Regions from separate parts of the Homo sapiens genome. Here all the other regions are linked to region 1. The links are chromatin loops, found by intact Hi-C in ENCODE. Cell type or tissue: endothelial cell of umbilical vein. All regions are shown on one strand.

Evidence for each region. Hi-C counts contacts between places; a loop is a spot of excess contacts. Peaks named below come from ENCODE experiments on the same cell type or tissue, not always from the same donor. Only the 100,000 strongest peaks of a DNase experiment are listed, where the experiment ranks them.
Region 2: it touches region 1 in a loop (4-fold over the local background); 3 of 110 quality-filtered maps call a loop at or near these places.
Region 3: it touches region 1 in a loop (5-fold over the local background); 6 of 110 quality-filtered maps call a loop at or near these places.

Annotation. Positions count from the first base shown.
Region 1 is chr9:69,092,447-69,100,446 of GRCh38, forward strand. No RefSeq gene overlaps it. Among named protein-coding and RNA genes, the nearest start is that of FXN, 61 kb to the left of the region's middle. In endothelial cell of umbilical vein, no CTCF peak of the experiment used is centred here; DNase peaks (open chromatin) are centred at 4,825, 5,665 and 7,185; H3K27ac peaks cover 3,746 bases.
Region 2 is chr9:69,188,705-69,196,704 of GRCh38, forward strand. The region is part of intron 1 of TJP2 (tight junction protein 2); the gene reads left to right. Among named protein-coding and RNA genes, the nearest start is that of TJP2, 18 kb to the left of the region's middle. In endothelial cell of umbilical vein, a CTCF peak has its summit at 4,645 (motif pointing left); DNase peaks (open chromatin) are centred at 2,327 and 4,617; H3K27ac peaks cover 347 bases.
Region 3 is chr9:69,145,118-69,153,117 of GRCh38, forward strand. It overlaps a transcript of TJP2 not described here. Among named protein-coding and RNA genes, the nearest start is that of TJP2, 25 kb to the right of the region's middle. In endothelial cell of umbilical vein, a CTCF peak has its summit at 4,601; DNase peaks (open chromatin) are centred at 4,424 and 7,364; H3K27ac peaks cover 1,340 bases.

The sequences.
Region 1 (8,000 bases):
GTAGTAGTGAGGATGACCAGAGGTCACTCTCGTGGCCATCTTAGTGTTGGTAGGTTTTGGCCGGCTCCAACACCGGCTTGTTGTTTTATCAGCAAGGTCTTTATGACCCATATTCTATGCCCACCTCCTGTCTCATCCTGTGACTTAGAATGCCTTAACTGTCTGGGAATGCAGCCCAGTAGGTTTCAGCCTTATTTTACCCAGCTCCTATTTAAGATAAAGTTGCTCTGGTTCACACGCCTCTGACAAGAACATCTTCATGCCTGTGCCTGGTTGAGAGAGGGAGGCCTCTGCGCTGCTGCTGGATCTAGTGAAGATTCACTCAGTCTCTCAAATTCCTCTACAGTTTCTCTAATGGAAGAGAAAAGTGGTGTTATTGCTGCTAGGGAGCAACCTAGAAGTTATTTTATTTATGCCATAGATATGGTGGGCTAAGCACTGTGCCAACGTTCAATAAGTCACTGCAGATTCTCCATAAATTATTGTGACAAGTACAATTGTTTGTAAGGCTTAGATCTAGGTGTGTAAGTCCAAAGAAGGGTGTGAAGCATCTGTATTTCTGTTATGTAGTTATTAGGAAAAAGGATGTTGGGGCCTTAAAATGGCCATTTTTAACATTTCCAAACTTGTGTTGAATTCTAAGATTTTATAATTGTATGTTTCCAGTTGAGAAGAGCTTTGATATTGGTAGCTCTAAATAAATAAATACCGTTGACCTGGAAGAGAAGGTAAAGTTTAGGGAGAGGCCTTTTTTTAGCTTTATATTTAAACATTTTTTATAAATGTGATTCATGGGCCAGGCCTGGTGGCTCACACCTGTAATCCCAGCACTTTTGGAGGCCAATGCAGGTGGATCACTTGAGGCTAGGAGTTCGAGAGCAGCCTGGCCAACATGGTAAAACCCCATCTCTACTAAAAATTAGCCAGGTGTGGTAGCACACACCTGTAATCCCAGCTACTCAGGAGGCTGAGGCAGGGGAATCACTTGAACCCAGGAGGCGAAGGTTGCAGTGAGCCGAGATTGTGCCACTGCACTCCAGCCTGGGTGACAGAGTCAGACTCCGTCTCAAAAGCAAAACAAAACAAAATGTTATTCATAATGCTCGGGTTGTAACTATAGTACTTATCTAGCAAAAGCTTGCTTTTTTTTTTTTGGCTTTGACTAATTGAAACTGCAAGAGCTTACTGGCAGAGTGGTGTACTGGTCAATATTTAACCAATTCTCCAAAGGGGAAAAACCCTGATTTGTATGTAGGATTTGTCAGTTTCCATGGTATAAATAGTCTTCCCACAGCTGGTAGGGTGACCAACTTGTTCTGGTTTGCCAGGGGCTTTCCCATTTTTAGGCCTGAAAGTCCTGAATCCCAGAAAATTCCTCATTCCCCAGGAAATAGCTTGATTGGTCACCCTAATGGCTGGTTGCAAGCTCCCGATATGACAGAACTGGACGAGAAGTTGGGCAGAGATGTGCACATGGTACCAGCCTATGCCAGGAGCAGCGGCCTCCAGCACCCCACTGTCAGGGAGTCCTTGGCCCAGTAGAGGATGGTTAGCAGGGCCCGGCTGTTGTTCATATTAGCTCTCAAATTTACCACCAACCCTGTATTAGTTTCCTGGAGCTGCTGTAACAAAGTTCCACAAACGGGGGTCTTAAACACAGAAATCTATTATCTCACAGTTCTGGAGGGCAGAAATAGAAAATTAAGGTATGAGCAGGACTCTGCTCTTTTGATGGCTCTAGATAATCCGTTGTATGTCTTTTCCTCAGCTTCTGGTTTCACAGGTAATCTTTGGCGATCCTTGACTTGCATCTGTGTAACTCCAGTCTCTACCTCCATCATCCTGTGGCATTCTTCTTTATTTTTCTTTCTTTTTTTCTTTTCGAGACAGAGTTTCGCTCTGTTACCCAGGCTGGAGTGCAGTGGCGTGATCTCGGCTCACTGCAACCTCTGCCTCCCAGGTTCAAGCGATTCTCTTGCCTCTGGCTCCCGAGTAGCTGAGATTACAGGTGTGCGCCACCACACCCAGCTAATTTTTGCATTTTTAGTAGAGGCGGGGTTTCACCATGCTGGCCAGGCTGGTCTCGGGCTCCCGACCTCAGGTCATCTCCCTGCCTTGGCCTTCTAAAGTGCTGGGATTACAAGCGTGAGCCACTGCACTCGGCCCATGGCATTCTTCTTTTGGTGCCTTTGTCTTCACTGACTTCTTGTAAGGAAATCAGTCGTATTGGATTAGAGGCCTACCTTATTCCAGTATGATCTCATTGTCTTAATTTAACTAAAACATCTGCAACAACCTTATTTCTAAATGAGGTCACATTCTGAGGTATTAGGGTTTAGTACTTCAACATATCTTTTTTTTTTTTTTGAGACAGGGTCTCATTCTGTCACTCAGGCTGGAGTGCAGTGGTGCAATCACACAGCTCACTGTAACTTTGAACTCCTGGGCTCGAGCAGTCCTCCTATCTCAGCCTCCCAGATAGGTAAGATTACAGGTACATATCACCATGCCTAGCTAATTTTTCAAATTTTTTATAGGGGCTGGGCCCAGTGGCTCACACCTTGTAATCCCTGTAATCCCAACACTTTGGTAGGCTGAGGCGGGCGGATCACTTGAGGTCAAGAGTTTGAGACCAGCCTGGCCAACATGGTAAAATCCCATCTCTACTAAAAAAAATACAAAAATTAGCCGGATGTGGTGGTGGGTACCTATCATACCAGCTACTCACAAGGCTGAGGCCGGAAAATCCCTGGAACCCGAGGGGCGGAGATCGCAGTGAACCGAGATCACGCCATGCACTCCAGCCTGGGTGACAGAGCAAGACATAACCTTAAAAAAGAAAAAAAAAAATGTAGAGATGAAGTCTTGCTGTGTTGCCCAGGCTAGTCTCAAATGCCTGGGCTCAAGCAATCCTTCTGCCTCAGTATCCCAAAGTGCTAGGATTACAGGCATGAGGCACTGCACCAGGCCTACATCCTCTTTTTTTTTTTTTTTTTTTTTTTTTTTTGAGATAGAGTCTTGCTCTGTCTCCCAGGCTGGAGTGCAGTGGCACGACCTCGGCTCACTGCAACTTCCACCTCCTGGGTTCAAGTGATTCTTCTGCCTCAGCCTCCAGAGTAGCTAAGACTACAGGCATAATATCTCTCTTAGATATGACAAATAATATCACAGAGTGTACACCCACTGTGATGTTAGGAGTAATACCTCCCTATGATATTACAAGTAATACTGCCTTTAGATACTACAAATAATATCACAGGGTGTACATCTACTGTGATATTAGGAGTAATACCTCCCTTAGATATTACAAATAATATCACAGGGTATACACCCACGGTGATATTAGGAGTAATATCTCTCTTAAGCGATCCTCCCATCTCAGCCTCACAGAATTAAAGGAATTACAGGAAGAGCTGCTATACCTGGCTGGATCTATGTTTTAAAAATATAACCCAGATAACCCTGTGGTCAGTGTCTAAGATGAATTGGATTAGACCAAGGGAGAAAAACTAAAGATGGGAATACTAGTTTGGGACTTTGCTTGCTTGCTTGCTCTCATTTAGAAAACATTTAGTAGTTCTACAATGCTCAGGCACTGTTCTGGGAGTCACAAATATAGGATTGAATAAAGTAAATAAAGCACTTGCTCTCCTGGAGCTCACTTTTCACTGGGGGAATGCAGATAGTAGACACATACATCTATAGTATCAGTAAGTGCTAATAGAAAAATGAAGCAGGTGAGATGGATCATGCTGAGTAGAATGTATCTTCTTTTCCTTCCTTCCTTCCTTCCCTCCCTCCTTCCTTCTTTCCTTCCTTCTTTCTTTCCTTCCTTTCTTCTTTTCTCTTTCTTCCTTTCTCTCTCTTTCTTTGCTTTTTATTGTCTTAAAATGTACATAACATAAAATTTACCCTCTTAACCATTTTTAAGAATACAATTCAAGGCCGGGCATGGTGGCTCACACCTATAATCCCAGCATTTTGGGAGGCTGAGGCAGGCGGATCATGAGGTCAGGAGTTTGAGGCCAGTCTGGCCAATATGATGAAACCCCATCTCTACTAAAAAATACAAAAATTAGCCAGGCTTGGTGGCACATGCCTGTAGTCCCAGCTACCCGGGAGGCTGAGGCAGGAGAATAGCTGGAACCTGGGAGGCAGAGGTTGCAGTGAGCTGAGATCGCACCACTGCACTCCTGCCTGGACAAGAGAGCAAGACTCTGTCTCAAAAATAAATAAATAAATAAATAATAATAATAATAATAATACAATTCAGTAGCCTTAAGTACATTTGCATTGTTATGCAGCCATCACCACCATCCATCTCCAGAATTTTTTTGAGTGGAGCTCTTTTTAATAGAGTAGTTGAAGGCCTCTGTGACACAGTAGCATCTGAGCAGAAGCTTGAATGAAGTGAGAAAAGAATCCTTTTGCATAGTTTAGGGGAAGTATGTTCCATTCCTGGTCCTGGAAATAGTTAAGACTATCACAATAGTGCAGGAGAAAGATGATACAATACAGTTTGTGTAGCTGAAACCCCGTCTTCAGAATGTAAAGGAGAACAGATGGGAAGTCATGTTCCTCCCAGAAGTAATTCATGTAGCAGAGAAGCCAATGCAGATCCACGAGACAGACAATTCAGTGCTCTGCACAAGAACTGTGCTTTAAGCATGGAGAGGATTTTTGTATCTGTCCTGGGATCCTACATCAAACAGCATGTGGTGATTGTGAACACAAACGTACAAGACTGTGAACCCTACCAAGTTTCCTTCTTCCATTAGATATGAATAAGGAGTCATGAGTTTCCTTTGGAATGTCCTTTAGCCTGTTGGTACATGTTTTGCCTGTGACGAATGCAGTTACTCATAAATCATTGAGCACATTGGGTACAGAGGGCAAAAGATAAATTCCTGTATTTCCTCTATTCGGTCAACAGAAATACCTCTAGGCCATAATCCATTCATCCAATCTAATAATTTTGCCATCCATAAAACCTTCAGGTGTTCTGAATTCAACATCTTTTTTTTTTTTTTTTTTTTTTTTTGAGACAGAGTCTTGCTCTGTCACCCAGGCTGGAGTGCAATGGCAGGATCTCGGCTTACTGCAACCTCCGCCTCCCAGATTCAAGCGATTCTCCTGCCTCAGCCTCCCGAGTAGCTGGGATTACAGGTGCCCGCCACCACGCCCAGCTAATTTTTTGTATTTTCAGTAGAGACGGGGTGTCACCATGTTGGCCAGGCTGGTCTCGAACTCTTGACCTCAGGCAATCCACCCGCCTCAGCCTCCCAAAGTGCTGGGATTACAGGCGTGAGCCACCATGCCTGGCTGAATTCGACATCTTGCACCTAATTCCTGTTCAGTTAAAGACCCAAATCATGATCTCTGACTTACCTGGATATTTGAAAGATTAACTTGCTGTGGTGATACCATACTAGAGTCACAAAATCAAGCCCTACCCTGCCACAGCCACCTAAAGGAAATTAGGTGATATACAAAAGAAATTGACCATATTGTTGTCCTTTTAGTGACTCTCCTAATTTTCTTCCCCTGAAAACTTACAGAGAAATTTGAGTATGTTTGCCTTAGGTGGATGCTTGTTTTTTTATTGATATGAAAAGCAGTAAGAGGAAATGGAGTTTTTTGGCCTGTTAAGGAAGGGCAGCCACTGTAAACACAGTTGAGTGCAAATTCACAGTGTTAGAATGTTGAAGTGTATATAATGATTTTGCAAAATTTTCTACAAGGCTGATACAGTATCCAATCAGGACTAGGATTAGATATATTGTCATGTATGTTTGCGCAGGAAATGCAGAGACTCTAAGGTGCTACAACTGCAATTTGACATGTGGGATAGTTCACTGGTAACTGTTGATCTCCCTGAGGTTTAAGTTTACAGTTCCACAGCTCTTTATCTGAAACTCTTGGGCTATGTGTTATGGAATTTAGAATTTTTTCCGAAATACGTTGCATATATTGTATATTATGACATGATACCTCCAAGAAAGACTTGGAGTCACATCCTATAAACAAACACATGAATATATCCCAGTGAAATGTATGACTATTTTTACTAAAACAAATGAGAATCATAAATAGACTTACATTACTTCAGGTCAGATTTTGCTGCCGAATTAGTTTGGGCATCGAACTTTTGGTTTCAGAGACAAAACTGTGAAATTTTAGATTATATTATGGGGTTGTGGACCCATGTAACCCTCCTCTCCGTAATTCCTAAAAGCAAGCAATTGCATCAACCAGTCTCATGAGTAGCTGCGATTCTAGAAATCAAGAATCCGGATCTGAAATTAGCCGGGCATGGTGGCAGGCACTTGTAATCCCAGCTACTGGGGAGGCTGAGGCAGGAGAATCGCTTGAACCCAGGAGGAAACTGCAGTGAGCTGAGATCGTGCTGCTGCACTCCAGCCTGGGCAACAGAGTGAGACTCTGTCTCAAAAAAAAAAAAAAAAAAAAAAAAAGAATCCAGATCTGGGCAGGACCGAATTGCTGACATGCCCCCGGTATAGCAGAGACGTTTTGCCTACATGTTACACACCTGAGTAATAGTTGTCAGCAGCTGATGAAGAAGATGAATGTGCTCTTAATGTCCATCTTTGATTTCCAGTCATTTTGCTTCTGGGTCTTGGCTTCCTGAGGAAAGAAGTCTCCAGTAGGTGAATGCAGTGATATGGAGAATACTTTCTTCTGGCTGCATGCAGTAACTCACACCTGTAATCCCAGCACATTGGGAGGCTGAGGTGGGCAGTGCACTTGAGGTTGGGAGTTCGAGACCAGCCTGGCCAACATGGCAAAACCCCGTCTCTACTGAAAATACAAAAATTAGCTGGGCGTGGTGACAGACACCTGTCATCCCAGCTACTCGGTAGGCTGAGGCATGAGAATCACTTGAACTTGGGAGGTAGAGGTTGCAGTGAGCCGAGATCGTGCCTCTGCACTCCAGCTGGGCAACACAGCGAGACTCTGTCTCAAAAAAAAAAAAGTGTGTGAGAGAGAGTACTTTCTTCCTGTTTCCTCATAGGCCAGTTCTCTCTGGCATGTGAGTTTAACATCAGTCACCTCCTTCACACACAGCGGGTGCATTCGTAATAGGAGGTCCTTAGCTGGGAGTTTTTATGGCACATCAGTGGGGCGTGAAAACACCACATAGGAGCTAATATATCTTTGCTGGCTGCTTTCTCCGGCTCCGCAGCAGACAGAAACCCTATGAATCATATCCAGGGGTCAGGTGCAGGCAACAGACAACTAATATCTCCCAAGTGAGTTGAAAAGGATCTTGTTACCCAGCATCCTAAGGAGGTTGTAGCCTTGGGAACCACAGGCAAGAATAATTAACTCAGCTCCTCGGTTAGTGCCTCTTCAGTTCGAGATGGAATTTATTTGCAGGCATGGCTCCTTAATATGCCAAACCCATGCTCAAGACATACTCCTTCTCCTGGAAGGTTAACGTGGCTCCTGTGGCTGTTCCATCCCTGAGGAAAAGTGAGGACCATGCTCTCCAAACAGGCCATGTGCTGGACTACCTCTGTTTCTGTCTCCTGGGATTCCAATCAGCAAGTGAGCAACGAAGCAACCCAGACAGTGTGGTTCATAGGATGGCTGGGTAAGTGGCTGTTTGTTTTTTCCTTACTGTGGATATGTATCAGTGAAGGAATCTGTAGAACATTCTTGATGGGAACATTTAGTCATATCAAGTCAATAAATTAATGTTTAGGCTGGGCGCAGTGGCTCACGCCTGTAATCCCAACACCTTGGGAGGCCAAGGCGGGCAGATCATCTGAGGTCAGGAGTTCAAGACCAGCCTGGCCAACATGGTAAAATCCCGTCTCTACTAAAAATACAAAAATTAGCTGGGTGTGGTGGTGCATACTTGTAGTCCCAGCTACTCTGGAGGCTGAGGCAAGAGAATTGCCTGAACCTGGGAGATGGAGGTTGCAGTGAGCTAAGAGTGCACCATTGCACTCTAGCCTGGGCAACAGAGTGAGACT
Region 2 (8,000 bases), 96 kb after region 1:
TTACAGGGAGGTATTAAGTGATTATGTATACAGCTAGCTAAAACCACAACTTTATTATAGAAATATTAAGAATATGTCTTATCATGTGAGAGTATTCTTTCTTCAAGTCCATAGCCTCCAGTTAGAAATGGCTGTGTTGTCCCATCAACCCCTTCACTCAAAAACTATCATTAATATCAGGAAAAACTTATGGTTACAAACTCCTGGGTTATAGAATTGGAAGGAAAAACTTAGATATGCTGTGTTTGGGAGCTTGCCTTGAGGATTGGAATTCCATTGCAAGTTACCTTGGGGTCAAAGTACATCCCCTAAAACATCAAATACCTCCAAGAGGTTTTAGGCTATCAGACAGCCACACTTTAATGTGGAGTAGACTAGTCAGCTTTCTTCTACTATCTAACTGACACCATACACATTGTTAAAGAGATAATTTTGATTGGGAATGAAGATAGGGAATTTTGAAGCCAGAACATTCTGGTGATGGAGCAGATACTGCCGAGATGTTGGCCTCGGGACAGCCTGGAGGAGGAGGACACTGATAAACAGAGCAACCAGCCCAAGGGGTGGAAAGACCTAGGAAGTCTCCACATACAAATTTTGCTTCTTTCCTGTTTCTCCACTGAACCCTGGGAAGGGTGCTTATTTCTCTCCTCACTGTCTTTCCCCAGGACCCAGAATTGATAGGTTAGTTGAGTTTCTGTGGGCAGTCTAAGGTAGTGTTACTATTTAAAATGTTAGTAACATTTTCAGATTCACTGAGATTCTTGCTGAGTGTGGTGGCATATGCCTGTGGTCCCAACTACTTGGAGACTGAGGCAGGCAGGAGGATCGCTTGAGCCCAGGAGTTGGAGGCTACAGTGAGTTCTGATTGTCCTGTGAATAGGAATAGCCACTGCAGTCCAGCCTGAGCACCACAGTGGAGACTCCACTTTTTTTTTTTTTTTAAGTTTAAAAAAGTTAAAAAAAAAAAAAGACAAAGAAAAAGGAAAGTTGATTTTTGGTTCTAACTCAGTTGTGACAAACGGTGGATATATGGTTCTGACCACATTCTAAATTGGACTTGATGGTGGGCAAGGGAAACTTCCAATGCCTATCCCCTCACTTTAAAAAAACTTCTCCTGGGCCAGGCACGGTGGCTCATGCCTGTAATCCCAGCACTTTGGGAGGCCGAGGTGGACGGATCATGAGGTCAGGAGATCGAGATCATCCTGGCTAACACGGTGAAACCCCGTCTGTACTAAAAATACAAAAAGAAATTAGCCGGGTATGGTGGTGGACGCCTGTAGTCCCAGCTACTTGGGAGGCTGAGGCAGGAGAATGGCATGAACCTGGGAGGTGGAGTTTGCAGTGAGCCAAGATGGCGCCACTGCACTCCAGCCTGGGCAACAGAGCGAGACTCTGTCTCAAAAAACAAACAAACAAACAAACTTCTCCTGTAGCAGTTTGCTTTGAGTTGTGGGTGCCACCTCCCTCACTGTCTTTTTCTGAGGGTACATAAATAAATTGCATCCTAGCTTGAGATCAGGAGCAATGGTTTTTAGTTCTCTGTGTCCAACACAATTCTTCTACACAGTGTCTTGCCCAATACATGTGTTGGTAATACTGACAAACATAGTTAATCTTCTTCTTTGAAGATTATCTGAAGCAAGATTTTGACCTTAGGTCAGCTTCCCCTGAAGTATGTGATTGGAAACTGAACGAGTTCAGATTTTAGTTTAGGTAAAAATATAACCAGAGAAGTTGCTACCAAGCATAGTTGACTTTGAGCTGACCTAACTTTTGGATTATGTACTCACTAAGAACTTACCTCTTATTAATTAAACAAATACAAGGAAATAAATAACCCAATAAAAACACTCAAAACAAGTTTATCCCCAAATAGTGTACTTGATGCTAAGGACAGACCTAAAGTTTGTTGAGGATAGAAATGAAAAATGAGGCAAAAGAAACCAGGAATTGAGATGTGTGTGTGCCTGTACCAGCACCCGTGTGAGCCCCTTGCAGGTAACGACCCATGGTCCCTGCACATCAGTCTTCTGTTACTAAGTTTTGCATAAATTGAGTCTGGTGGTTGGCAAGCTACATATAGCCAGCTGCGTGTTTGTTGTTTTTTCTGCCTGCTAGCTAAGAACTGTTCTTGCATTTTAAATGGTTATGTAAGTATCTATATGATCTCCGTGATTTTGCCTCTTGTAGTGGCAAGCCTAAAATATTTATTGTCAGGCCCTTTGAGAAAATGTTTCCTGGCTCCTGCCTCAGACCTCCTGGAAGCAGGGTGTTGGCTTGATTTGTCTCCTGTTCTGCAATCTGGGAATAGTAGATCAGGATGCTGACTTGTGGGAAGATGCTGGCTGCATGAGATGCCCCTGTCTGCAGTCACTCATAGCTTGGAAAAGCAAAAAGGAAAAAGGGTTGGATCTGAGCACTGACAGACAGGTTTGCTTCTGGTTTCAATGTAGTAAGGTGACCTGATAACAAGGGCCACTTGAGAAGTTGCAAATGCAGATTTCCTCCGTGTTAGGTGGTGACCAATAAAAGCATATTTTGTTTTTAGGATGTAGAAAGGCTATAAAACTGCAATGTCTTTGTATCATCAAACATTTCTGTGTTTCTGATGTTTCAGATGTTCCTATTTCTCTGGATTGCAGGATTTCAACTTTGCAACATGTACTGTTGTGTTTCTGAGTTGTTGACTATTTCAGTTCCAAACAGTTCGTTATTTCCTGTCAGAGGAAACTTCAGAGTAACAATAAAGTGCTGGTGTGGCTTCAAAGGCTTGGAGAAATGAAAAGCAGTGGAGAAATTTTGTGAGGTTCCTTTGGCTTAGAAGGTTCAGAAAGGCTTTGAGCGAATGAATGTATGTATCAGTCACTGTTACTCCAGGTCCGTTAGCTGTTTCCAGACCTTTCTGTGTCCTAAAAACAAACATCATTTTGAGGGTGGGGACTGTGTCCTATGTTGACAGGTCTTTGTTTTCAAAGTCTGATGTACAATAGAGACTAAACGTTCAATGACTGAATGCAGTTCATTTTTAAAATTTTTTTTTTTTTGAGACAGAGTCTCACTCTGTTGCCCAGGCTGGAGTGCAGTGGCATGATCTCAGCTCATTGCAACCTCCACCTCCCAGGTTCAAGCGATTTTCCTGCCTCAGTCTCCTGACTACCTGGGATTATAGGCACGTACCACCACGCCTGGCTAATTTTTGTATATTTAGTAGAGACAGGGTTTTTGCCTTGTTAGCCAGGCTGGTCTCGAACTCCTAACCTCAGGTGATCCACCTGCCTCTGTCTCCCAAAGTGCTGGGATTACAGGCGTGAGCCACCATGCCCAGCCGTATGTTTTAAATCTTATATTAAGCTTATACCACTGTTGATTGCCGTTGCTACAGTGGGGCTTATATTAATATTAGAAACACCCCTCATTTGAGTGGTACTTTACAGTTTATAGCAACCTCTACATAAAGCTGGGCATGGTGGCACATGCCTGTAATTCCAGCTGCTTGGGAGACTGAGGCAGGAGGATTGCTCCAGCCCAGAAGTTTAAGACCAGCATGGGCAACATAGCAAGAACTTGTATCAAAAAAAGAAAAAAAAAACTTTCATGTTAAATTCTCACTTGATCCTCACCAAGAACCCTGTGAGGTGAGTGTTATTCACTGGATGCTTAGAGAACCTAGAGATCATACAGCTGGCTAGTGCGTACCAGGAACTTGAACTACTTATAAACTGGAGCAGTCGGAGAAAGCTTGGTGTGTTTGACATTGTCTGTCTCTTGGTCTCCAGGCCCCAAGAGGAAGCAAAAGCCTAATTCATCTTGGCAAATGCTGTAGAAGTTCTTGCTTGGATTTTCTTTCGCTAGACAGTTTTTGGTGGTGGTTTGTTGCTCTCCTTCAGATAAACATTTCTTGATAGTGCAGTTTCTTCCTTCAATATGTTCTTATTCTGGTGTGTACATCCGTTTCTCAGAATGTTTAGTAAACATTTCTGTTGCATACCCTAATGCCAGTTTCTTACCTACTCCTCAGTAGCGTGCTGCAGCAGTGGCTTTGGGACCTGGTGTAGACATTATGGGTTGCTTTATTCATTCCTCACAGTGACAAGGGGATCTTGATTGGTGCTAAGTCCTTGGATGGTTCCCTTGGCCTCAGTGACTCTGAGAGAGCCATCACTGCAGGTGTGATCAGTGCCAGGGTCTTCCTTTCTTCCTTCTCTCTCACTTTTTTTTTTTTTTTTTTTGAGATGTGGTCTCACTCTGTCACCCAGGCTAGTGTCCAGTGGCACAGTCTCAGCTCACTTGAGCCTCCTGGGCTCAAGCTGTCCTCTCACCTCAATCTCCTGAGTAGCTGGCACTACAGGCGTGCGCCACCACACCTGGCTAATTTTTGTATTTTTAGTAGAGACAGGGTTTCACCATGTTGCCCAGGCTGGTCTTGAACTCTTGAGCTCAGACGATTCACCCACCTTGGCCTCCCAAAGTGCTGGGATTACAGGCATGAGCCACCGTGCCTGGCTTTTATTGTAATTTTTAAAGTCTATTTCTAATTTCATCTAAATTATGTTTTGAAATTTTCAATTCGTAGGGAACCGGCAGTCTCTCCCTTTTTATTTCTGCATGACTGCACCACCTAGTGGATAATACATCTGTTACCAGGCAGTGGCCTTTGATGATTTCCTATAGCTACAAATTCTACAAAAAGGAAAATTGGGTGCCTTTTTATGCTTTGAAATCACATATAATTTCTGCCAGTAATTTTTGTTTCTAGGCAAGTACGGACTTTTTGAGAGGAGCTTAATAACGTTTAATTCAGAATTAAAAAAAAAAACGTCAGCCCATACCTGAAGTTTCCCGTGTCACCAATGGACTAAGGATGCAGACTGTCAGTTTCACTCAGTTTATGTGATAATGGCATACAAGATAGAATAATGAGGTCTTTTTCTAAGTTTAGAAACAAGGCTATTTCAAACACCTGAACTTTTTTTTTTTTTTTATAACTTGCTTGAATTTCATCTGCTGTGTTTTATTAAGTCAAAAGAATTAGGAAGGCTTGTTGATTTTTGCATGGCTTTGGCTCCACATTTGATACAGGAAACCTCACCTTTCCCCTCCCTGTCTCTTGTCTTTGCTGCCCCCTGCCTGGATGGAGTATGTTCCAGTATGATGGAGCAATTGTTTCTTTTTGTCTGTTGATTTCCATTAGGTGCAGTGGGCATTGGTCATTGTGCTAAGTATACCATGCAAGAACACATTCAGTTATTACGTTTATGGTATTTTAAATATGTAACATACTTATGCAGTTGAAACCATAAATTGTAAGATTTTTAGTCTTGTCCATAGATTAACGGTTTAAAATAAAATTATTGTGTCTCTTACTGACAGCTGGTTAAATCAGTATTTTCAAAGTATCAATTTACTAAGTTTTGTCATGTGCCTCTATAAGGAATTCACAGTCTTCCTCTGCGCTCCCACAGCCTTTTTATTTTTCCTTCCCAGGAAAAATTTTAGAGACACCAAAAGGATTCTTAAAGTATAAAAATGAATTTCACTGTTTTTGAAAATAAGTACTATTTTTTTCTTAATACCTGGCATTCTGCTCATGGTTGCAGCACTGTAAATTGCTGAAAGTTATAGGTCATTACACATGAAGAGGCTTAAAAATGCCGTTTGATCTATAGTTAACTACAAAATATGGAGGGGGAGCTATATGCACACAGTGTCTGCCATAGCATTAGTTATACTAGCAAAAAAAAGGAAATGGCTTAAATGACTGCTAGGGATATGGTTAATTATATAGTAAATATTGCTATTTACAAATTTAAATTAACTAAAATTAAACATTGCATTCTTCAGTTGCAGTAGCCACATTTCACATGTTCAGTAGCCACATGTGGCTAGTGGTTACTGTGTTGGACAGCACAGCTATAGAACATCGTCACCATGGTAGAAACTTCTGTTGGAGAGTACTGCTAGACAGGTGCTTCTCAAACATTATTTTCCCCGTCACCTCCCTGATGGGAGGTGCTTCTCAAACGTTAATGTGCATATTAATCACATAGGGGCTCTAGTTAGAATGCATATTTTTATCAGTAGGTCCAAGTTAGGGCTTGAGATTCTGTATTTTTAACAGGCTCCCAGGGGTTGGCTACGTAATACCCAAAGGGTGGGGTTCTTGCCTTTATTCTCCAATTCTAATAGGAAAGGCATGTGTTTGAAGCTCAGGACTCCGTATGTAGGCTCACTGGCTTTATGGGATTAACCAGGCTCATTGCTAGGTGGTACTAATGTGTCCCTCTTTTCTGTGGGAACCATCATCTGATGGTGCCCCAGGTCTGGGAGGGAACGATTGACCTTGTGTGTTTCCTATGGGGCCAACCTTGATGGTGACATTTAGCTGAGCAGCTCTAATAATTGTTTTTTCAACCTGCCTTTTTGACAAAGCCGTTTATGATTATCTTTATCTTGGTGCCTATTATGGGGGTGGTGGTTTGTATGTATGTTTGTTTTTTTAAAGTGAAGCTATGTTTTAGTGTTATATAAGTTTAGTCAGGTTTAAAATTATAGGGTACACAGGGCTGTGCCTGTGTTGCCAAATTAGCACCTTCCTTTTGGCTTATTAATGGCTTCTTTGTAATTACAAATAAGAATGATCTGTTTATAGCTTAGCTTAGTGTATCAGAACTAGGAACATAGAGGTCTTAAATGTAACTATCAGCTGATTTTTTTTTTTTTGGTCTCATATCTTATGAAAATTGGACTCATGCAAATTTGCATTCAAATTGTGACCAGGCACCTGTTAGCTGTGGGGCCTTGCCATGGGCAAGTTCCTTGAGATCTCAGGCCTTCTATTTTTGTATGTGAAAAAAGCAGGAGTAGGGTTAGGGTATAGGGTTTTTGGAGGATTAATAGGCAATAGCCATAAAATACTTAGCACGGTGTCTGGCATATTGTTAATGTCCAATCAGTGATGATGTGTTTCAGGCCCCCCCTTTTCCATGGTGTTCACAAAGGCGTAGGCATTAGGGAGCTTGTGCATATATACCAAAGCTGACTGTTCAAACAGCCAGAAATAAAATCCGACTCGACTCCCTTTCTGCACCCTCTTCTTACCAACTCACTGCAGAAGACTTATTGGGCTGTGTTGACTGGACCCAGGCCAGTGGTGTGGAAATAGCTATCATGCTTGTGAAGATGTTCTGAGTTGTCAGAGTGATTGAATCCATGATTGGTCTGGTGCCCAAGCACCAACAATCATGTTTTTGTTTGTGTGTTTGTTTTTTAAGAGACAGGGCCTCACTCTGTCACCCAGGCTAGAGTGCAGTGGTGCCATCATAGCTCACTGCAGTCTCAAACTCCTGGGTTCAAGCAGTGCTCTCTCCACAGCCTCCCAATGTGCTGGGATTACAGGCATGAGACACTGAGCCCAGCTGGGATTTCTTTTGGTGTGAAGGCCAGTGATCAGTCACTAGTAGGTTTTGGAAGGCACAATAGGTGTATAGTGGAGAGGCAAGGTTCTTCAGTGGAAAGGATATAAGCTTTCTAGTCACACCAGCCTGAGTTAGAATCTGTCCTCTGCCACTTTTTACTTGTATGACCTCAATCAACTTACTTTACTTCTGACTTCAGTGTCCTTTCTGTAAAATGAGTCTATTAATAATGATATTGATAATAGCTAAAATTGAGCATGTACTATGTGCCAGGCATTACCTTGATTTCTCTACATGCACTGTCTGATTAAATTCTCACAACAACCTTAGAGAGGTGGGTCTTGTTACTGCTACTGCCTCTGCTTTACAGATGGAGGAAACTGAGGCAAGGAGAAATTAAGTAACTCGCCCAAGGTAAAGGGTGGAGCATGGATTTGAATCCACACTTTCTGACTACAGACTCTACGATGTGATCTTTTTTTTAAAAACAGCTTTATTGAGATATAATTCATATACCATACAATAAAAGTGTGCAACCAGTGGCTTTTAGTACTGTATATTCACAGAGTTGTGTGGCCA
Region 3 (8,000 bases), 53 kb after region 1:
CAAATTGTTTCTTAATTAATTAATCTTTGCTATTGACCCAAGCAAGGAGTTTATAGTGCTTAGAAATGCATTGCTATAAAATGACAACTAGAATTCCTTCCTCACTTGTCAAAGCACAGGCTTTTAGAGAGAGAGATATTTGTAGAAAGAGCAAATCTGTTTCTGATTTTAGTTCATCCAGTGGCAGGCAGGCTTTTTGGACCAATTATTACCAGACCTTGAGATAAATCACCTCATGAGCCATTAGTTCTTGAAGGATTAGCGGCCTCAAAGATTTATGTGCGGATTAATTGGAGTGTACATTAGATCGCCGTGTTTAAAACCGCAGTCATTCCTGCAAATCATTTTCATTAGTGCTTTATTCAGAATTATTTAGCCTTGTATAATACTGCCATTGCAGGGAAATCTGAAAGACGTTCTCTTTATTTGTGGTCTGCCCCCCCATCACCACGGTTGTGTTTAATAGATCTAGCTAGGGCTACATAGAGAACATCCAAAGGAACAGCAGCTTCCATTAAAGATTAGTTCAGTTGCTTCAGGTGAACAGTGACTGAAATTTACAGGACCTTGTACCGAGAGAGACAAGATGAGGTACAAGAAATATATCGGTATTCTGGAAGCAGCAGTTGGTATTACCCCACTTAACAAAAGAGAACTTCTACCTGAGAGCAGAAGACACGTGAACCTTTGGCAACAACCTGGGTAAGCAGAGGAGGCTGGAAGCTTCTCACTATAGATGTAAATACTTTTTGTCTGTTTTGGGGACCCATATAGAAAAAAGGGTCCTCTGTCTTGTGGGGATAATAAATGAGTTCTTCATTAAGAACTTGTTTCTTCTTGGTGGAGAATGGAACTCCTAGACTGATTTAAAAATAGGAATGAAATTGTTGGATAATATTCTAATACCCAAGAAGATGAATAATGGGTGTGTCTAGAGCCCATTTTTACAATCTAGACATTTAATTTTCTGATTTTGAAAATGTTTTTTTAACATGGTTTACAAATGTAGCAATTCTTAAGAATGAAGAAAATATGCCTTATTACTATAATGTTTTTCAACAATACAAGTGTTTTTCTGATTAAAGTGTATGTGCAGACTATGCTTCGGGGAAATACTTTGCTTGAAACAGCAGTTTTCCTTCCACATCTCTTTCTGCAGCCCCACTGATTTACCATGATGAAGAAAGGTTGAGAAGTTCTTTATGCATAGCTACAAGCCTTAGTTCTAACTTTCTTCTCTGAAGTCTTCTTTTGTGCTTCTTACACATTAAAGACAAGGTGAATTTAAGGTGCCTTTATGGTAGACGATATTTTTAGGGCCTGAATTTAATTTTCAAACTGAATGAGTCACACAGTAGCATGTACTGATCAACTTGCATCTGTGTAGCAAATATTTCTTTTTAACAATTAGATAGTTACTAGCTTATTTTTATCATATGAGCAATGTACATTCATTATAGAAGATTTAGAAAATACAGAAAAATAAGGGGGAAAATTACCCATTGTCCTATCTCCCCAAGAGAACTACTAGAATCGTTTAGGTCAGTGGTTGTCAACGGGGAGGTGGAAATAGGGAATTTTGCTCCCCAGGGGACAATTGTCAATGTCTGGGGCATTTTTTTTGTTGTTATAGCCCAGGGGTTGCTATTGGCATCTAGTTGGTAGAGTCTGGGGATACTGCCCAACATCCCACAAGGTACAGGACAGCCCCCTGCAACAACGAATTATCCAGCCCACAGTGTCAACGGTGCCACTGGTGAGACATTTGATTTAGATAGGTTTTCTTCCCATCTGTAAAAGGGTACATTTTATTAGAAAAAAATAAATATTTCTTTGGGAAATCTTAGAGATGCTTTAGAATGGAATTCTGAGGCAACATTTTAATTATATTATTGTTATTCTACTGTTATTGTCTTGAAAGTAAATGGAAGTGTGTATATGCGTGGAGAGGGCAGGGGGCATACAGAGACTCTATCAGAGTCCATGTAGGTTAATGCTGTTCAGCCAGGGCTGTGGAAAACATTGTAATGACTAAACTGAGATTCTCCAAGTAGCCTCTCGTGATTGGGCATGCGGTAGCCTAGACCTTAGTCTCAGAATGACGAAAGTTTAGAACTGGGAGGACCTTTGCCAGGGATGGCAAACAGGTTTCATGTGGAAGACAGGTGCCAGTTGATGGTTGGCTGCTTGGAGTATCTAGCTAGGAGGACCTGGAGGCCAAACCTGGGCTTAGCGGGAAAGGAATATCGCAACTGATTAGGGATGTTTGTTCTGAACCTATGATTAGGGAATTGGGGAGATGCAAGCCGTGGCCTATATATTTACCATTCCTGAATTCTAGTTTAGTGTTCGAATTTTACAAGTGGGAAACTCAGCCTCATTGGAGTCATCCTGATCAAGGGCCTGGCTCTCAGACAGAAACGGGATGTTCTTAGTTTCTGCCTCAGGGTCTTTCATGAAGGGATTCGGCCTAAACAAGCTCCCATGATTCAGATGTGCAAGTTGATTGCTAGATTATTAATTTTTGTTCAGAGATAACCTCTACTAGCAATTGGAATAAGTACCCTAAATAGACCTAAATAGATCTCTGCTTCTCCTCATTTCCCCAAATCAAACCAAACAGAAGTCAAATTATTACAAAGTAGCCCTTAATAAGGGAAGTTGAATGTGCCTTTTTTTTGAGAGAGAGAACGTTTCCTTAAGCTGGATGAAATAGCATTGGATCAGAGGACGAACAAGATCTTCCTTGTACCTATAATACTCTTTGAGTTCTGTGAATACACAGGGATAAAACATTTCACTGATCACTTTTTTTTTTTTTTTTGAGACAGTATTTAGCTCTTGCTGCCCAGGCTGGAGTGCAATGGCACAATCTTGGCTCACTGCAACCTCCGCCTCCCGGGTTCCAGAGATTCTCTTGCCTCAGCCTCCCGAGTAGCTTGGATTACAGGCATGCGCCACCACGTCTGGCTAATTTTGTATTTTTAGTGGACACGGGGTTTCTCCACGTTGGTCAGGGTGGTCTCGAACTCCTTACCTTAGGTGATCTGCCCATCTTGGCCTCCCAAAGTGTTAGGATTACAGGCATGAGCCACTGTGCCTGGCCCTTTCTTTTTTATATTTTTTTTAATTTTTTTTTTTTTTTGAGACACAGTCTCAAAAAAAAAAAAGCCACAATTGGAAGTCAGGTTATAATCCAGTATTTAAAACCTCAAGGAATTCATTCATTCTTCTCATGCTTCCCCCTCTGTAATACTTTTTTTTTTTTTTTTGAGACGGAGTCACACTTTGTCGCCCAGGAGGCTGGAGTACAGTGGCAGGATCTTGGCTCACTGTAATCTCTGCCTTCCGGGTTGAAGCAATTCTCCTGTCTCCACCTCCCAAGTAGCTGGGACTACAGATACCACCATGCCTAGCTATTTTTGTATTCTCAGTAGAGATGCAGTTTTACCATGTTGGCCGGGCTAGTCTCGAACTCCTGACCCCAAGTGATCCACCCGCCTCGGCCTCCCAAAGTGCTGGGATTATAGGCATGAGCCACCGCCCCCCTCTGTAATACTTTTTCTTGCTGTCTGCAAGCAGGGATGTGCTTGGGCTTCTATTCTGCAAACTGTACAGTTGCATGATTGGCCAAAACGAATGGCTACCAACCGACAATTGACTGAGTATTGCAAGTTCATTGAAACAGAGATTGGATGATTTACACATGTGTATATTTGCCCATTGCCCAGCACATGGTAGGTGCTCAACAAATATTTTCCAGTGCTAACTCGGTTTCAGTATAGCCACAATGGAGAAAGATAGAATAAAAATAATTGATACCCAAATACTAACCTAAAATACCCAGCCACCTATGAATCTTCCTTTTGAAATCTGTAAAGTTTTTCAGCTTTAACTCATGTTACCTGACAATTTTACATTATCTCTCAATACTATTGAAATCCAAGAATATATTTTATTTCTTTCTGCCAAATGTTCTTTTAATTTAGAGGCCCTATTCAATAATAGTGTATTTTAGAAACAACTGATTGTTATTGGGGGTTTGTATACATGAAAAAACTCCTTGGATTATTATAGAGAAAGTTAAAGCCAGGATACATTAGAAATGCAGAAAACTCCTTAAATTAAAAAGCAAGCCATTTTAATAAAAGAAATAAGCTCTCCTTGGAGCTGATACCTGTAGAAAAGTTTGCATATGAAGCCAAAAGCATAACTAAGTACCTCTCGATTTGTAAGCCATTTATTTATCTTTGGAAGTAATAATAGAAACCATGTATGGGCTGGGCTTTAATCCCGTTGCTTGCTTTGTAGGATGTCCAGATGGCATAGCTTTAGCCTTTGCCTACATTTCCTGCTGATCCTGGGAGAAGGGAAATGTGCCTCCCGCCTGTACAAATAAAACTGACACCATCTTTTCTTTCTATTTCATCGTGTAGGGAGTAGAGTGTTTTGCACAGACGCCACAATATCAGTTTGTCTAGCAAACAGAAGAGTATGTCCAGAAGTGGTGAGAGGCTGCATTCTTCCTCCCACTGAAAGTTTTTCCTGTGACTGCCCGAGTGAAGCTGCCTTCACAAGCTCAACCCAGAAAGGAGCTTGCCTCCTTGTGGTATTCGAAAGGCACATGCAGGCTTCATAAGAATTTGCAGAAGGGGTATTTCTTGGGTTTTCTTGGTCTTAGGGGTAAAACGAGAAAGTATTTGCCATCTTTCCTGCTGGTGAGCAACCCATAAATATAAACACAAGCCTAGGCCAGTTGCGGTGGCTCATGCCTGTAATCCCAGCACTTTAGGAGGCCAAGGTGGATGGATCACTTGAGGTCAGGAGTTCGACACCAGCCGGGCCAACGTGGTGAAACCCTGTTTCTACTGAAAATACAAAAATTAGCCGGCCGTGGTGGCACGTGCCTGTAATCCCAGCTACCTGAGAGGCTGAGGCAGGAAAACTGCTTGAACCCAGGAGGCGGTGGTTGCAGTGAGCCGAGATTGTGCCACTGCACTCCAGCCTGGGCGACAAGTGAGACTGTCTCAAAAAACAAAACCATAAACACAAGCCAGTGTTATAAATGCTATGAAAAACAAATTCCCTTTTGGTTTAAAATGTTTTCTCTGTAGTATACTTTGGAATGGTAAATTTTATGTTATGTGTATTTTACTATAATAAAAAATTTTTTTCTTTTCTTTTTTTTTTTTTGAGACAAGAGTTTCACTCTTGTCGCCAGGCTGGAATGCAGTGGTGAGATCTCACCTCACTGCAACCTCTGCCTCCTGGGTTCCAGTGATTCTCCTGCCTCAGCCTCCTGAGTAGCTGGGATTACAGCACCTCCCCACCATGCCCAGCTAATTTTTGTATTTTTAGTAGAGATGGGGTTTCACCATGTTGGCCAGGCTGGTCTTGATCGAACTCCTGGCCTCAGGTGATCCACCCGCCTCAGCCTTCCAAAGTGCTGGGATTACAGGCGTGAGCCACCATGCCCAGCCTAAAATATTTTGTTCTAGCTATTTTCTCACCCGCTGATATTTGTTTAACCTGAAAGGCGAATTCTTATAAGATCTTGTTTCTCAGAGTGACCCTCAGGTGGACTGGTGATACCAAAGTTTAGGTGGCAATTCACTTTCTCCATTTTTTGAAGACTGAAAACAGGGGCAGCAATTCCATTATTTCTGAGAGAAATGAAAACATATGTCCACATAAACAATTGTACACAAGTGTTCATAATGACCAAAGAGTAGAAACAACCCAAACTTCCACCAACTGAAGAATAGATAATAAAATGTGGTATATCCATACAATGTAATATTATTTGGCCATAAAAAGGAATGAAGTGCTGATGTATGCTATAACATCAATGAACCCTGAATACATTATGCTAAGTAAAAGAAGGCAGTCACAAAAGGCCTCATATCATATGAGTCCATTCATATGAAATATCCAGAATAGATAAATCTATAGAGTAAAAAATTAGATTGGTGGTTGCCTAGGGCCAAGAGGCAGAGAGAGAATTGGGGGCTCAGGGAATGATGGCTAATGGTTATGGGGCTTTTCTTGTGGGGTTAATGAAGATCTTCTAAAATGGATTGTGGGCCGGGCGCAGTGGCTGACGCCTGTAATCCCAGCACTTTGGGAAGTCGAGGTGGGTGGATCACCTGAGGTCGGGAGTTCAAGACCAGCCTGACCAACATGGAGAAACCCCGTCTCTACTAAAAATACAAAATTAGCCGGGCGTGGTGGCGCATGCCTGTAATCCCAGCTTTCCGGGAGGTTGAGGCAGGAGAATTGCTTGAACCAGCAGGCAGAGGTTGCGGTGAGCCGATATCACACCATTGCACTCTAGCCTGGGCAACAAGAGCAAAACTCCGTCTCAAAAAAAAAAAAAAAGGATTGTGGTGACAGTTGCATAACTCTGTGAAGGTACTAAAAGCCATCCTAAAAACGGGCAAATTGTATGGTATGTGGACTTCAGTGCATTTCCCAAAATCTTACCATTGCAGGGAATGAGCATGTTGGATTTTTAACAACACTGTCTTTTCCAGGGTGCGAAGTACCACATTACTGTCATCTCCCTGTGAGTGGGATTGGCACCCCGGCTGCAGCTCCAGGAGCAAGTACTCCAGGAAGCACAGAGCTGTACCAGTACACGGCCCACGTTGCCAGGTATTTGCTTATTTAATCTCTCATCAACCTAGTTACTGGTCTCCCCCAAAATTTGTTCGAATAGTTACCGTTTTCACATTCTAGAGGTAGTCAGAGTTACCATTTTTGATGTTGCTGATATATACATTTTCATAGAAAATTTAATGGTAATGTCCTATTTACCAAAGAATAGAAACATCTTACCTGAATTAATGGACTGAATTGATAGGTATAACTTTGCCATGGTTGGTGAATGCTTATTGAGGATGACCTTTCTGGCATGTAAGTAAGTACAACTTCTGTGGTTCAAAATAAATGCCTAAATTGGCATTTGGTGCTGATGATGTCTGGGATTGGAGGTCATTTTAATAGGTTATATTTTTTCATTATCATTGAGGTAGTAAAATTATATAACAGTGGTAAGCACTTTGATGAAAAGATAAAGGACATCAGTCACACTGGCTTCTAAAGATTAATTATGTCCAAGCTTTTAGTGAAAGAGCTAGGAGCGAGTATTATCTATTTACTGATTCACTTTTAAGAGTGAATCAAATGAGATTTACAAGGTCTTAAATTTTGACAGATGTGGGATGCATTTGTTTTTTGTTACACTTTGACCTCTGTTTATAGGCCAGGCCATGGCTAGCTGGAATGGGGTTGTAATTTTTTTCATGTGCTTGTTTTATAATTCCTGTCTGTTGAAGTTGGCAGCCCCTACTTGGGTGGATTCCAGATAAATGTGTGAACTGGAGTTTAGTGGAGTGTGAATGGCACACTCCAGAAGAGCAGATAGTCGTTCAGATCCTAGTCCTGCTGCCTTCTAATTGTGTGATCTTGGGCACATGTCTTAATGCTTCTGAGCCTCAGATCCTTCATCTGTAAAAAGGGAACGTCGACATGAAACTAAATGAGTTAATGGGCCCAGCAAGTACCAGGCCCATGCTAAGGCCTTTCTCAGTGTCTAGTTGTCCAAATGAGGACATTCAAGTGGGGGAAGTCCTCATTTTCCACTGAATTAACAGGGCTGGATGTGGGTTTTGTTTACTGAAATGTTCTCTCTGGAGCTCTTTTTTTTTTTTTTTTTTTTTTTTTTTTTTTGAGACGGAGTCTCGCTCTGTCGCCCAGGCTGGAGTGCAGTGGTGCGATCTCGGCTCACTGCAAGCTCCGCCCTCTGGAGCTCTTAAAGGTCCCAGCCAGGCAAGGCAGCTCATACCTATAATCCCACTGTTTTGGGAAGTAGAGGTGGGAGGATCGCTTGAGGCCAAGAGTTTGAAACCAGCCTAGGCAACATAGTGAGACCCTGTCTCTATTTAAAAAAAAATAATAATAATAATTTGCTGGGCATGGTGGTGTGCTCCTGTAGTCCT